Linked DNA regions of Homo sapiens: region 2 is linked to region 1. Evidence: chromatin loops called from intact Hi-C (ENCODE). Cell type or tissue: Caco-2. All regions are shown on one strand.

What was found. Peaks named below come from ENCODE experiments on the same cell type or tissue, not always from the same donor. Only the 100,000 strongest peaks of a DNase experiment are listed, where the experiment ranks them.
Region 2: a loop joins it to region 1, with 14 times the contacts of the local background. A loop is called at or near these places in 9 of 110 quality-filtered maps.

Annotation. Positions count from the first base shown.
Region 1 is chr2:179,988,495-179,996,494 of GRCh38, reverse strand. It overlaps CWC22 (CWC22 spliceosome associated protein), which reads left to right. Exons shown (of 20, transcript NM_020943.3): 2 at 3,041-3,180; 3 at 7,851-7,918. The coding sequence starts at 3,154. Among named protein-coding and RNA genes, the nearest start is that of CWC22, 15 kb to the left of the region's middle. In Caco-2, no CTCF peak of the experiment used is centred here; a DNase peak (open chromatin) is centred at 4,944.
Region 2 is chr2:180,073,695-180,081,694 of GRCh38, reverse strand. No RefSeq gene overlaps it. Among named protein-coding and RNA genes, the nearest start is that of EPCART, 47 kb to the left of the region's middle. In Caco-2, a CTCF peak has its summit at 4,176; no DNase peak of the experiment used is centred here.

The DNA of each region.
Region 1 (8,000 bases):
TTTTTCTTTTCTGCTTTCAGGATTTTTCTCTTTATCTTTGGCTTTAACTATTAACCATTCTACTGTTAAGCGTATTCAGTGAATTTTTTATTTCATATATTTTTCAGTTTTAGAATTTCTGTTTGGTTCTATTTTATCGTTTCTCTTGGCTGAAATTTCCCAGGCATATTTTTCTTTGCATCGTTCCATATGTTTTAAAAACCATGCTTTAAAAACCTTATATACTAATTCCAGGATCTGGATCATCTCAGCATTGATCTGTTTTGATTGTCTTTTTCCTTAAGATTGGGCCACATTTTTTAAATGTTATTTTTAATTGTCTCCTGGATATTATTTTTATGTTATAGAGATTTTGGTTTCCTTACATTCCTCTAAGGAGTGGTGACTTTTTAGGCAGTTAACTTGGTTGGACTTAAATTGCAAACTCTAGTCTCTTGAGCAGCAGTTCAAATCTTAGTTCAGTTCTTGGCAGGAATCTGTCTTGTACATGTGTTGGTTCAGAGGTAGTCAGAGATGTGGGAACAATTTATACCCAGCATATGGGGTTCCCCTCCACTGACTCTCTCCCCTCCTGGATTCCCCCTCAGTTTCCAGCAGTTGTGGTTGCCTCAGACTCTGTCCTCTTGTTCTTCAAATGAGAATGGCTGCAGCTTTTCATCAGTTTTAGCCACCCTTGCGTGGTACAGACTGCAGCTTGCCCTCAGACTAAAGCTATATTAAATGGGATAACTCACTCATGTTGCTCCTTTCTCAAGGCATCTACTCTCCTCTAGACTCAGCCTGCTTTTGTTCATTCTCCAGTGCCTTCAGGTGGTTGTTGTATATTTTGTCAAGAGTTTATGGTTGTTACCTGTGAAAGGATTAGGTTCAGTAGGAACTTCCTAGCCATTTCAGAAGTGGAAGTTCAGTTACCGTTTTAAAAAATTTGTTCAGAAGTGCTACATAAACTACCCAGTGGCCCTGGGAATCAAAACACCCTTATTATTTAAGTTCTTAGAGGAAAACAGTGTAATTCTCTCTAGTCTCGAACCTCTCTTTCGCCTTTGAAACATGTTTTTTATTTGACTTTTGATAACATAGGCTTATTAAGATGGTAACTCTTGCATGATATCAGAATAGACTGTTTAAGGTAGAGGGGCATGCCTCTCCTCTCTGCTACCATCACAGAGTCTGATTTTATGAAGTGTTTTACGTAACTTATTCTGGATTTTCTCAATTATTTATCTAAGGTATAGCATCGAGTAGGAAAAGTTACTCTGAAACTAAGTTCAAACAATGATGTCATAGTTGTGGGCATAATAAGGTCCTAGATAGACTAGTCTGTGGGCATCAGGATTTAGGACCCAGAGTAATCTTTTTTTGTTTGTTTGTTTGTTTGAGACGAAGTCTCACTCTGTTGCCCAGGCTGGAGTGCAGTGGCACGATCTCAGCTCACTGCAAGCTCCGCCTCCCAGGTTCACGCCATTCTCCCACCTCAGCCTCCGGAGTAGCTGGGACTACAGGCGCCCGCCACCACGCCTGGCTAATTTTTTGTAATTTTTCAGTAGAGACGGGGTTTCACTGTGTTTGCCAGGATGGTGTCAATCTCCTGACCTTGTGATCCACCCACCTCGGCCTCCCAAAGTGCTGATAAACTTTAAAAAGATACATAAAGAAAAGATTGGGGGACAACTTGCCAGCTGAAAACAAGGCTGAGCTTTCTAAACAACTGCAATAATAACTAATTGAAGAAAGAGCCTGTTAATAAGCGTATTATGTAAAGTTACACACATTTGTCTCTTTAACTGTAAGCCTCGTACATAAGCAGTGATGTGCTTTAGATTGTAGTTATATTTTATAGATTGATAAGTTTGCCTTTACTAACCTTGACACCATGCCAATCATTGTAATAGAAACATTTCTTGACTTAGTAATTCGTATACATCCCCATCTGCATTAAATGACAGCCGCTCTGTATCACTTTATAATGTCAAGACTATTTGTATGTGTGTGCCAGTGAAAGGAATACTTAACAGGGTGTCCTTATGGTAGGTTTCTAGTTGTAAGTCTAGCTGGCATTATAATTTAATTATTATAATTATAATTGAAATAGGATATCTGGCTTTCAGTGTTCTCTTTTAAAAGAAGGAATTGGACCAGATAATCTGTTATACCCTTTCTGACACTCAAATTAATTTTTTTTTCCAGTTGTATTCAGTTATTTTGCTACTAAGCACGTTGCTTTCTCTGCATTCTCTGTATCTTTTAATCCTTTTATTTTCTATTTTATTTTTGGGATTTCAGTGCCTTATACTATAAACCATTTAGATATGTACTTCCAATAAAATATTTGAATGCAAGTTCTTTGTGAACATAAGTATCAATTTAGCATCTTGCAGAAATTGCTAAAACTTACTTAGAGTATTAAAACACATCTGAAGATTTTAGATTTAATGCTGATGACTAGGTTTATTCTGAGCTAAATACTTAGTTCTCATATGTGCATATATCTGAAGCTTTGTGCCATTAATAGATCACATTGAGACATAATTATTGTAGTTTAGCACCTTAAATTTCTATGTGGATTAAATTTATTTCTTAATGATCATTATTGCAAGGATATTGGGTATTTCATTCTTAGTCTGTGTAGAAACATTGGATTTTTATACTCAGTTTATATAGAGTTTCTCTTCTATCGTTTCCTCAGGTTTTTTTTAATAATATCACACTACTATTTTATGATGTAGGTATGTATCTCCCTCACTATGAGAACATTTTTAATAAAGTTATAGGACATCCCTTTTTAAATTAACTTTTGTTCCGCTTGGTCCTTAGAATAAAACCTTCTATTTGCTCTCTTGTTCATGGATTTTTTTTCTACTTGTATGTGTTAGGTATACATTATTATGTGTAACTACTTAAGGATTTTTACAATTTTTATTATATTTGTTTATGGATTAAGAAAAATAAAGCGGTCAAATGTCCATTGTATAGAAAAAATATATCATCATTTTTCACACTTTGTTAGTGTTAATAAAGCTTTCTTTGGTATATTTTATAGGTGATGTTTGCAGACAGAAAAAGTAAACTGTCAAGGAATTCAGAGCATTGGGTACTTGTTATTTGGACCAGTTTGAAGCATCTTTGATTTATTGGACCAACTGGCAACAGAAAATGAAAAGTAGTGTGGCACAGATAAAAGTAAGTGTTTGAAACTTAAAATGGAGGATGTAAACTTATAGTCAATTACCTATTCTTTAAATATAAATGCATTTATGTAATTAGGACATCAGAGCCAGACAGTAGAATGGCACTTAGGTTGGTGCAAAAGTAATTGCAGTTTTTGCAATTTTAAAAACCACAATTACTGTTTGCACCAACCTAATACATCCATCTAACTTAAACAATTTTAAATGTAGATACTTAGCTATATGGAAGTATTAGTGTGCAAGAGGGCAGTTGAGAACATACAGAAGTGTGTGTACGTGTGTGTGCGCGTGTGTGTGTGTGTATACACATGGATGCATGCGTCAGGGGCCTGCATATATCATGTGAATGATCACATGTAAAAGAAAAACAAGTAACAAACAGTGCAGGGAAATTTCTGCATATCTGTTTACAACGTGAGCCTCTTGGATATTTCTTATGAATAGATGGATGGTCTCTTTATTCTGTGCTGTACTTTAGACAGTGTGCGTTCATTTATTTAACAAATGCATATTGAGTTCTAGTGATGGTTGTAAGAACTTTGAACAAAATAGTTTTATATGTGTTATATTGATTGTTAGATGTTATAGTGATTGTTCTAAGAACTTTGAACAAAATAGTGAATAAAACAAATCCTTATTTTCATGGAGTTTACATTATAGTTGTTGTGGGGAGGAGATAAAATAAATTATAAACTTGATAAGTTATGTAGTATGTTAGAATGTTAAGTAATAGAATTGTCCTATGGAGAAAAGAAGTAGAAAAGGGTAGGGGGATTCAACATTGAGGGGTTGCAGTTTTTAATAGAGGGATGAGTAGGGCCCATTGAAAAGATAGCCATTTGAGCAGAGACTTGAAAATGTAAGAGTTAACTATGCCGATATCTGGGGAAAGAGTGTGCCTGGCAAAAGGAACAGCAAAGGCAAAGAATCTAGAGTGGAGCAGGTATCAGAAGGGGAGAATTGTAGGAGGTGAGATCAGGGCAGGAATAGGGACCAGTAATTCCATCTGCTTTCGAAACTGTTCTGCCTGTGAGTGGACTTGGCAGGAGAGCAAACTACTCAACTTCTTTTTCTCTTCAACTGCATGGATTTAAAACCAGGACATCACTTTTTGGGCCTTGGAGTCAGTAAAGGGGGAACTGTATTTTTATTTGATTATAAATGTAGGCACTCCTCCCTTCCTATCCTCTTACAGCTGTACACACCTAAAGTTCCTTCTTTAAAGAGAAGCAGTAGATTGCAAGCTCCTTGACAGCAGGCCCTGTAGTAGGTGCTTATTAAGCTGAACTGATAGACTTGTAGAGTAAGGCAGCCTCTGCTGCAATCTTTTCCAACCTCTGTCAAGTGTGAGAAGACACTCACCCACCTCCCTTTTAAGTAGACATCCAGCCTTTGCTTGCATATCTCTTTTGGCAGGGGGCTCACAGTTTCCTAAGGTAGTTCCATCTGTCAGTAACCCTTGTATATTGTTCTCAAATCGGCCTTTTTGGGACTTGTACTCATTGGTCCATTGTTACTTAAACAGTTAATTTATTGAGGACCTAGTAGGTGGCAGATTCTGGGTTAGGAGCTGGAGACGTAAAGGAAACCTTGTACAGAACTGGCTCTTGACAGAGCCATGTTAGACAAGAGCGCTCAGATCTTTAGACTAATGCCTTTTACTCAAAGGGAGAAATGTTTAGCCTTTCTCAGACTCCTCTTTTGGTTCCTCTTAGTCTCTGCTTCTCCACGCTTCCCTCTTGTGGCCCAGATGGGTCTCCTGTAGCATTTTCTCCCCCAGCCTGCCCGTGGGTGGCTTCATTTAGCATGCCCTTCACACTTAGTGGCTTGGCTCTACCAGCCAGCTCTCTTTGGTCTGCTTCCATTTATCTCTTTTCTGTTAGCCACAATGGGTCCACTAGCTGGGTTGATGCTGATTCTTTCTTTAGGTGAAACTCAGCTCTTCCCTTGATGTTCTGAGGACTCACCTATTAGGTTCATAAGGCTTCAACTGAGAATCCCCTGTTTTTCCCTTGAACCTCACTGTAGCTTCCTTAGCAAGCTCCTACCTCTTCCAGCACCTCCTCCCTCTTTCTTTTAAAGTCTAGTGGATCATGAAAGCCACTGGACTCAGGCTTCTTGTTCCCCTTGTCTCCTCGTACTGCTCTCCCTACATTGTTGGAGACTATGAGTTACTACATGATGTCACCATATTTGTTTTGCTTCATGAACAATTTCGAAAAATTTTAAAAGGTAATTCTGACTGTATAGTATTTTCAACTACTGCACTGACTTACAATCTAAACTCTGTGATAAAAGAAATAGGGAAATTCAGGTTCTTAATATTTGATTCATACCTGAAAGTGATTCTTAACTTGGTGAAATCCTATTCATCTACCAAAGCCAAATTCAAGTCCCCGTTTTCCCACTTTCATCCGTTAGCACTGTATGCCACAGTGATTGTTTCCTACTCAAGATCTCCTGTTAGCACTTACTATGTGTGCCAGTCATTTGTTACTTGATCATATTTATGAAATCCTTCTTCACAACTTCAATATTTTTGGTCTCTTCCTCTTGCTCACAACAGATGTTGCGGAGATGTGTTAAAAATCATTAGTACAGAATTGGGGCCTTCTCCTTAATGTAATCAAAATAACTTTCTTTGCCTTGTAAAAGAAAAAGGAGATAATGCAGTTTTATTGTCCTCTGTCTTCTCCTCTCTCCTCTCCCTGCCCCCTCCTTCTTCTTTCTCTCTCTCTCTCTCTCTCTCTCTCTCTCTCTGTCTGTCTCACTCACTCACTCTCATTCTGGGGAACATATAATCTAATGTGTTTAATCATAGAAATCTTTATAAGCCTGTCTGTCTTCTACAAGATCATAAGCTCCTTGGCCTTTCTTATCTATTGTATCTTTCAGAATGTCTACACAGGAAGGACTATGTCTTATAATAAGTGATCAGTATAAATATTGTATTTTATGTTACCATTGAATTGAATGAATCTTGTGCTTTGTATTTGACCTAAGATCTTTATGTGAAGTTTTATAGAAACCTATGTCATATATATTGAACATTTCTATTTCACTGTGTTGATGAGTGAAATAATTTTTAAAACTTTCTTATATTAGATACAGAATTTTAAAATGGTTGAATTTAATGCAAAGTAACAGCTAAACTATGGTTACTTTAAGTTATCAATTTTGATTACATGCTTATTCACCTATATAAATTAGTTAGTGGATACTATTCAAAAAATTCAGTAATGAGACTATTTTGCATTGTACTTGTGATTATGTTAGACTCAAACTGCTGTTAATTAGATAGTCATAAAATCAGAGGAAGTTGGATCTTATATTTCTACTCAGAATAATTTTCTTTTTTAAAATATATCCTTTCTTCATTAAGGAGGCAAGCATGTAAGTTTGCAGAACTGTTATTCATTGTTTGATTTAGTTTATCTTAGATTTCAAGATTAAGGTATGTTAAATGCTATTTTTCTTTACAGTATGGTTAATTAAAATTATTTTAATTCTTAAAAAAAGGCTTGTCGATATTTGAATGTTGACCAGTTATATAAAAAATTTTACCTATATACAGAGGTAAACATTTTGGTTCCTTAATGTATTTGGATTTTTTAATTAGGATGTAGTCTCAAACTGGATGGTTCACATCTCTGTCTCATGTCAGTCTCATGTTACATGAAGTTACTTATTTGTATATTGATTGTTTTTCAAAAAATTTGGAATAGTGCTTATACCCTAAAAGTAATGTTGTTCGAGTCCCTAGAGCCTACCACAGTATAATACATATCAGACACTCAATTGATGTTTGTTGAAAACAAAAATTAACTTTTATAAACATGTTAGAGTCAGTTTCTTCCAGCTATTTTACCCTGTACTAAAGTTGTGGTTTTCATAAGCCAAAGGAGATAGGAGGTAAGTACAATATTGTGGCTGAGGCGAGAAGATCACTTGAGCCTGGGTGGTTGAGTCTGCAGTGAGCCGTGATCATGCCACTGCACTCCAGCCTGGGCAACAGAGCAAGACCCTGTCTCAAAAAATAATAATAATAATAATAATTATTATTATAACTTATTACATAGAAGTAAAATATAAACTAGATGTCATCAAAAATTTGAGAATTATCTTTTTCTACCTTGAATTTTTTTGGCTAGAAAGAAGTATTTGGTTCTGCAAAGCCGTAAGAATGATACAATGGGTTTTAGGGACTCAGCGGAAAGGGTCAGGGAGAGTAGGGGGGTGGTTAGGGATAAAAGACTACACATTGGGGTACAGTGTTCATTATTCATGTGATGGGTGCAGCACAGTCTCAGAAATCACCACTAAAGAACTTATCCATGTAACCAAACACCACCTGTTCCACATAAAACTATTGAAATAAAAAATAAAATAAAAAGAAATAAAAAATAAAAATAAACAGAAAAAAAAAGAAGTTTTTGGTCCATAATGAAAACAGGTGCCTGCCACAGACAGGCCTATCTGGGATGGTCTGAAGATTTTGTTTTATCTTATAGACTGTTTAGGTTACATGAATTATTCTTAATGATTTAAAAAATGTTTTGATACAATTTCTAAAGTACTTCCAACTTTCTAAGCCATGTATTTCAGTCTGTGTTATTAACATAAATAATTTTTGAAATGTTTTCCCCTTTTCCTCTTTTAAAGCCTTCTTCTGGTCATGACAGAAGGGAAAACCTTAATTCATATCAGAGGAACTCCTCTCCAGAAGACAGGTAAATAGTTTAATATGCTCTGAATGCAATGTAAATTTTTATAGTAAGGTTTATGTAATAATTTAGCTCTTAGATTTCTAAT
Region 2 (8,000 bases), 85 kb before region 1:
TGAGAATTATTAACTCAAAGAAGGAAGCAACAGACACAGGGGTCTGCTGGAGGGTTGAGGGTGGGAGGAGGGAGAAGAGCTGAAAGATAACTATTGGGTATGTAATGGGCTTAATGCCTGGGTGATGAAATAATCTGTACAACAAACCCCAGTAACAAGTCTACATATGTAACAAACCTTCACATGTACTCCTGAATCTAAAGTTTAAAAACAAATACATAAATTTAAAGTTACTAAGAGATAAACACACAGAGAGAAAGAGCCATAGAGACAGCAAAGAAATAGAAAGACATAGGTAATAAAATGAAAAGGTGTACATATGCCTGGAAATTGTTTTAATGAGGAAAATACAGATGCAGGAGGGACAAATGTGATCAGGTAAGAGGAAATGTTAATTTTTTTTTTTTTTACACATTAGAGTGAAACAGTAAAATACCAAAGACGAAAAAGCAACCAGAAAAAAATAGGTTAGCTAAAAAGAAATGACAGAGACCAGAATTTCTAAATAGTAGCAGTGTAAGTAAGAAGATAATGAAATCGTATCTTCAAAGTGAGAAGAGAAAACACAAAAAACCTAGCCAGACTTTTGTACCCAGCCAAACTACCTTTTAAGAATGAGGGTGATATAAAACATATTTGATTAAATGTACCTTTACTGAAGGAAATTCTAATTGACGCACTTCAAGAAGGAGTCTCATCGGAAGAAATGGTAAGCAAAACAAATGCTAAGCATGTTTTAAACTGTGGTAGACATGGTGATGCACTCTCAGTCTCTTTCAAGGAAGCACTGGTTACTGGATAGCTGTCAGCGAACAGCTTTAATCTACCAGCCCCTTCACAGAGCGCCTCAGGTTAAGCAAAGAACTTTGCTCAAGGTCAAAGAACAGCCCACACCTGATGATTGATCAAGGCAGGAATATAATAGCCCAGTCATTTTGTCCAAACTTGGGACAACTCTAGCAGACCATTTTTGCTCCCCGGGGGTACAGCTAGGGCCCTGTGTTGCAGCTTAACTTCTCCCTCTACCCTTTTCTGCTTCCCTTCCTTCCCTTCTGCACGTGTTGATCCCAAGGACACTCCCTAATAAGCCTCCTTCACTCTAAAAATATAAGGAAGAAAAGAAGGGAAGAGGGGAGGAAGGAAAGGGAAAGGAATGAAGGGAAAGAGGATAGAAAGATGGATGAAAGGAAGAAAGGGAAAAAGGAGGGGAGAGGGAGAGAGAGGAAGGAAAGAAAAATGCAAAATGAGAGCATTGCATATCAAAACTTGTGGGATGTAAGTCAAAGCAATAATCTGTGGACGATAGCTTCAGTTGTACTTGTTACAAATCAAAATGAAAAATAAAATTCTTAAAAAGCTAATTAATAACAAAACAAGTTCTAAAAAAGTAAAGAAATTAATAAAAGTAGAAATAGACATAATGACATCAATATAGCCAAAAGCCACATTTTAAAAAGCTGGATAAAATAATCCTTACCTGTGGGATCAAAATAAAAAGAATAAAAACATTACTACATAATATTAAGAATACAAAAGAAAATAAAACTGCAGACATAATATATTTGTAATAGTAGTAAAATATGATGTACCACCAGTTAAATTTGATCATTTTAACTTGAAAAAAATTCTGTACGAACATGTGTTGTCAAAATTATGCCAATCCAATGAAAAAATTCTGAATATGTCAATAATCAGAAAAACTGCAAAATGTTCAAATGAAGGAAAAAAGCTCCGATAGTTTTAAGAATTTTCAAGAAACAATTTCTATGTAGATAAACTTACTTTTTCTGAGTATAAAATAGAAACCTTTTTAAAGCATTCTTTAAGGTATTTCACAATCCTTATGGTGAAGCCCAAAGATAGCTCAAAACAAGGCGGCTAACTTAAGGACATAGGTACAAAATTGATAATCAAATTATTGGTAAATCAAATCCAAAGTGCAGATTTTTAAAAATCTATCTTGACCATTTGGGTTTTATCCGAGAAACGCTAGGGTGGTTCAAGGTAGCCAAACTATTAATGTAATTAATTATATCATACTAAAGCATCAAAAAAATGGAATCATATATGTCAAGAAAAAGCTTAATAAAATTTGTTAAAAATTTTCTTAGTAAAATACACTCACATCCGTAATGCCAGCACTTAGGCAGGCTGAAGCAGGAGGTTTGCTTGAGGCCAAGAGTTTGAAACCAGCCTGGGCAACAAAGCAAGACCCCATTTCTTAAAAAAAAAAAAAAAAATTTAAGAACCCATGATGGTGTGTGTGTGTTGTTCCAGCTACTTAGGAGGCTGAGGCAGGAAGATCACTTGAGCCCAAGAGATCAAGGCCTCAGTGAGCTGTGATTGTGCCACTGTACTCTAGCAGCCTGGGCAAAAAAGCAAGACACTGACTCAAAAAAATAGTATAAAATTTGGTAAAATATAAATTAAAAGCCCTAAACAAGATGGAGTATTTTTTAGTTTTGAGATGGAGTCTTGCTCTGTCACCCAGGCTGGAGTACAGTGATGTGATTTTGGCTCACTGCAACCTCCGACCCCCAGATTCGAGTGATTCTCCTGCCTCAGCCTCCCGGGTAGCTAGGATTACAGACACCCGCCACCTCGCCCGGCTAATTTTTTGTATTTTTAGTAGAGACAGGGTTTCACCACGTTGGCCAGGCTGGTCTCAAACTCCTGACCTCAGGTGATCCACCCACCTCTTGAAATTTAATAACTATCAGGAACATTTCTAGCAACACTGCTTTACAAACTATATTAGAAGTCCCCAGTGTAATGAGGCAAGAGAAAAAAAAACATTGCAAAGAGGTAAATACCATTATTTATGGAAGAATTAATTTTAGACAATCAGCCAAGAAATAATAAAAACTAAGAAGAAAGTTCTGTAGGGAACCAATAAAGATTAAAATGTTAAAGATCAATAGATCTCTAACATATTAGCAATGGTCAATTATAAAATAACAAAATAGGTGCCACTATTTTAGAATAGATAATAGATAATAGAATAAAAATAAGTTATCTAAGAAAGATTCTAATAAAAGGTGTGAAGACAGGTCATACGACTCTTATATTTACCTCTCTATTACATCTGAAATTTATTTTTTAGCATGGGGTAGACAACCAATGTTTTTACAGTAGATATTCAATTGTACCAAGAACATAAATGGAAAGATATATACCAAATTTCTAGATAAGAAGACTCAATGGTTTAAATATGTACTCTTGCCAAATTAACAATTGAGACAGTATGAATAAGATTTTAACAGGATGTTTTAAAACCAAATAATCTGAATCTAAAATTTATATAGAAAGAAGAAGTACTTGGGTGGCCAAAATACTTTAAAAGGAACAAAGAATACAAACTTGCCCACAAGATATAAAAAGCATATCTAAAAACTATTATAGGGTAATTTAGATCTTGAGATACTAGTAACATTTTCAAATCAGTGTGGAAAAGGTAAGCTACTGAATAAACATTATTTAGACCATTAGCCATTCATTTGGGAAGAAAAGCAAAAGAAACCATAAACCATAAAACACATTGGATGAAAATTTTATAAACATGGAATGGGGAAGAGCTTCCTAGGGAATATGAAAACACAGCTTTTGTAAGGAGAAAGATTAACATATTTGAATATAAAAAATATTTAACTTTTGTCCAAAAAAGGATCTCACAAACATTAAAACAAGTAAACAAAGAAAAGAACGATTTACAATACATAAAATACCAAAGTTAAAACCCTAAATATAAGAACTACTCTTATAGACCAACAAGAAAAAGACAAGAACAAACTCAATAGATAAAACAAAAGCAGTGAACAAGCAATTTTCAGAGGAGAAAATAAATGGTAAATAGATGTTAAGATTCTCAACTTCACAACTAATCAGGAAAACATAAAACTGACATAAAAATTTTCACCAGTTGGCAAAAGTTAAATATTAAGTATTAAATTATAAATATTAAATATTATAAAGATTTAGCTTTTAGGAGGATGCTGGGGAATGGACACTCGTCTTTTTTCTGTTATTACTTGTTAATAACAGAAATGTGAAAAAAGTACTGCACACAGTATACATTATTTAATGTTCTTATTAAGAGGGATTTGCTATACTTACAGAGAATTGAGAATTTACAAACGTTTTATTTCTTAAATTATCCTCATCCAATGGTGTACCACATTATACCACAAGGGGATGGTATTTCTCTAAAAAAATTCACTGTCACAGACTAATGTAATTCACTGAGGTAGTGAGGAACACCTTTTAATGATGTCAAGATCAAAATAATTTAGCCTCCATGTTCAACTATAACTCAGAGCTATTGAAAAAAGTCAGTCTTACATTTCTGGAAACACGAATAATTCCTAAAATCAAATGTTCATGGGTTAACCCAGCACTAGAGATGGAATGTTACCAACCAGAACAGAAAAAACAAATACGTAGTTCTGGCCCCAGCATAAAGCTGTCTTCATGCTAGAAGGAGGTTAGGGAGCATGTTGCTGCTTCAACAGCAGTAGCAATTAAGTGTAAAAAAAGAATAAAGTGTTACCTCAACATGCTAATAGAGTCCATTTGGGAAATATCAAGTAGACAAAATGGTTGTTTCCCCAGAAACAGGCAGCAGGAATCCTTGCAAAGAATTCCCTACTCCATGCTTAAAGCACTGGATTATAGGAACCTCAGTTTACTACACACAACTACCAAAGATATATAGCCCAATACTTTTTATGGCAGCCCTAATGGCATTTTATTCATGGGTCGAGTCATAAGCCAATGAGAATAACCTCTCTAATGGCCTGAAAAAGTAGAATACATAACACTATAGCATGAGATGGAACTACCAACAGCTTAAATGATTCTAAATATAGGTCAAATAGCAAAGCAGACCAGCCTTCTTAAGGCAACATGGTGTCATTAACATCTATAGAGTTCTCACTATGCCAGGCTATCTTAAGCTTCATTTAGCTCATGTATTCTCACCAAGACTGTGAGATAGACGCTCGTACTGAGGCACAGGTTAAATAAATGGCAAGGGCTGGATGGAACCAAAATTAAATCTAGAAGGTCTACCTCCAGAGCCTGTACATTTAAATACATGTTACGCTACTTATCACAAGGCTGAATTCTGGACTAGTATTTTTAGGTAGCCTGGATTCCAATCCTTCACTGCCACTACACCTCTGAGGCTGGGAAAAGTGCATTGTTCTGGGGTCTTAGGGTCCTCTACACCCCCACTCACCAACTGCCCACCACTTTCACCCCCATAAAGGAACTGAACTAGATAATGCACAAGGTCTTTCTTTGGTTCATCAATTCATTACAATATTATGAAAGCAGCTATCAGATTGATGCAAAGTGTAAGGTCTTATATGTTTAGATATCTGCCTTCTATGATCACCAATAGCAGCAAAGAAAACTTGTTTTATAATATCTGTCAAAGGCATACAATGAATCACCAGTTTGTTTAAATAAAAGTATGGCTGTCTCTTATCTGCAAACAGATTTTTATATAGAGGGCTATATATGAGCATTATATGCCTATAAAGAGTGTGGGTGTACTGCCATCAAGAAAGTAAATGGAGAACCAAATATAGAAGTTCTAAGCAGAACTTCACAACTCTGGCTTCAGCTGGCTCCAATCCCTCCACTGTGACTTAAGTAATGAGATGACTTTGAGAAGCTTCATAACATGACAGAAATTGCATGTGCTTTAAAGGCATTCTGACTACAGCTGGGCGTGGTGGCCCACGCCTGTAATCCTAGCACTTTGGGAGGCCGAGGCGGGTGGATTGCCTGAGCTCAGGAGTTTGAGACAGCCTGGAGAACACAGTGAAACTCCGTCTCTACTAAAAATACAAAAATTAGCCGGGCATGGCGGCAGGAGCCTTTAATCCCAGCTACTGGGGAGGCTGAGGCAGGAGAATAGCTTGAACCCGGGAGGCAGAGGTTGCAGTGAGCGGAGATGGTGCTGTTGCACTCCAACCTGGGTGAGAGAGCAAGACTCTGTCGCAAAAAAAAAAAAAAAAAAAAAAATTCTGACTACAATTGCTGACATTTTCATTAAAATTAGTATTAGGTAATCTTACAACCATTTTAAGAGGCCTTTGAATTTTTTTATGATTTTAGCTTTTATTTTAGATTTGGGTATATGTGCAGACTTGTTATTTGGGTATATTGTGTGATGCTGAGGTTTGGGATATGATTGATCCCATTATCCAGGTACTGAGACTAGATAGTATCAAATAGCTTTTCAATCCTTCTCCCCTTCATTTCCCAATCTAGTAGTCCCCAGTGTCTATTATTCATCTTTATGTCCATGAGTACCCAATGTTTACCTCTCAACTTATAAGTGAGAGCATGTGTTACATGGTTTTCCGTTCCTGCATTAATTCACTTAGGATAATGACCTCCAACTGTATCCATATTTTTGCAAAGGACATGATTTCTTTTTTGTGACTGTGTAGTATTCCATGGTGTACATATACCACATTTTTTCTTTATCCAATCCACCACTGATGGACATCTAAGTAGATTCCATGTCTTTGCTGTTGTAAATAAAGGAGAGAGATTGAGATTGAGATTTGGTTGAATGATTTTCCTTTAGATCCCAGTAATGGGATTGCTGGGTCAAATGGTATTTCTGTTTTAAGTTCGAGAACTTCTCCATATTGCTTTCCACAGTGGCTAAACTAATTTACATTCCCATAGACAATGTATAAGCATTTCCTTTTCTTCTCAGCCTCGCCAGCATCTGTTATTTTTTGACTTTTTAATAGCCATTCTGACTGGTGTGACATGATATCTCATTGTGGCTTTGATTTGCGTTTCTCTGATTAGTAATGTAGAATATTTTTTCACATGGGCATTGGCTGCTTGTATGTCTTCCTTTAAGAAGTTCAGTCTTTTGCCTGTCTTTAATGGGATTGTTTGATTTGTTTGAGTTGTTTACATTTCTTATAGATTCTGGATATTAGACCTCTGTCAGATGCATAGTTTGCGAATATTTTTTCCTATTCTGTAGGTTCTCCTAATAGCTTCTTTTGCTGTACAGTAGCTCTTTCATCTAATTAGATCCCACTTGTCAATTTTTGTTTTTGTTGCAATTGCTTGAGAACTTGGTCATAAATTATTTCCCAAGGCCAACGTCCAGAATGGTGTTTCCTAGGTTTTCTTCTACAATTCCTATATATTGAGCTTACATTTAAATATTTAATCCATGCTAATTTTGAATATGGTGACAGGTAGGGGTCCAGTTTCATTCTTCTGCATGTGGCTAGCCAGATATCCCAGCACCATCTATTGATTAGGGAGTCCTTTCCCATTGCTTATTTTTGTCAATTTTGTCAAAGATGAGATGGTTGTAGGTGTACGGCTTCATCTTTGAGTTTTCCATTCTGTTCCATTAGTGTATGTGTCTGTTTTGATACCAGTATCATGCTGTTTGGGGTATTGTAGCCTTATAGTATAATTTGAAGTCAGGTAATGTGATACCTCTGCTTTGTTTTTGCTTAGGATTGCTTCCAATATTAGGGTTCCTTTTTGGTTCCATATGAACTTTGGAATAGTTTTTTCTAGTTCTGTAAAAAAAATTATGTTTGAATCTATAGATTGCTTTGGGCAGTATGGCCATTTTAATAATATTGATTCTAATTCGTGAGCATGGAATGTTTGTCCATTTGTTTGTGTCGTCTATGATTTCTTTCAACAGTTTTCTGCAGTTTTCCTTGTAGAGATCTCATTTCCTTAATTAAATGTATTCCTGGAGTTGTTTGTGTGGGGTGGGGGGGGCTACTGTAAATAAGATTGCTTTCTTGATTTGGCTCAGCTTAAACGTTATTGGTGTGTAGAAATGCTACTGATTTTTGTACATTAATTTTGTATCCTGAAACTTTATTAAAGTTGTTTAACTGTTCCAGGAGTTCTTTGGCAGAGTCTTTAGGGTTTTCCAGGTATAGAATCATATCGTCGTCAGAGGAAAGATAGTTTGATTTATTCTTTTCCTA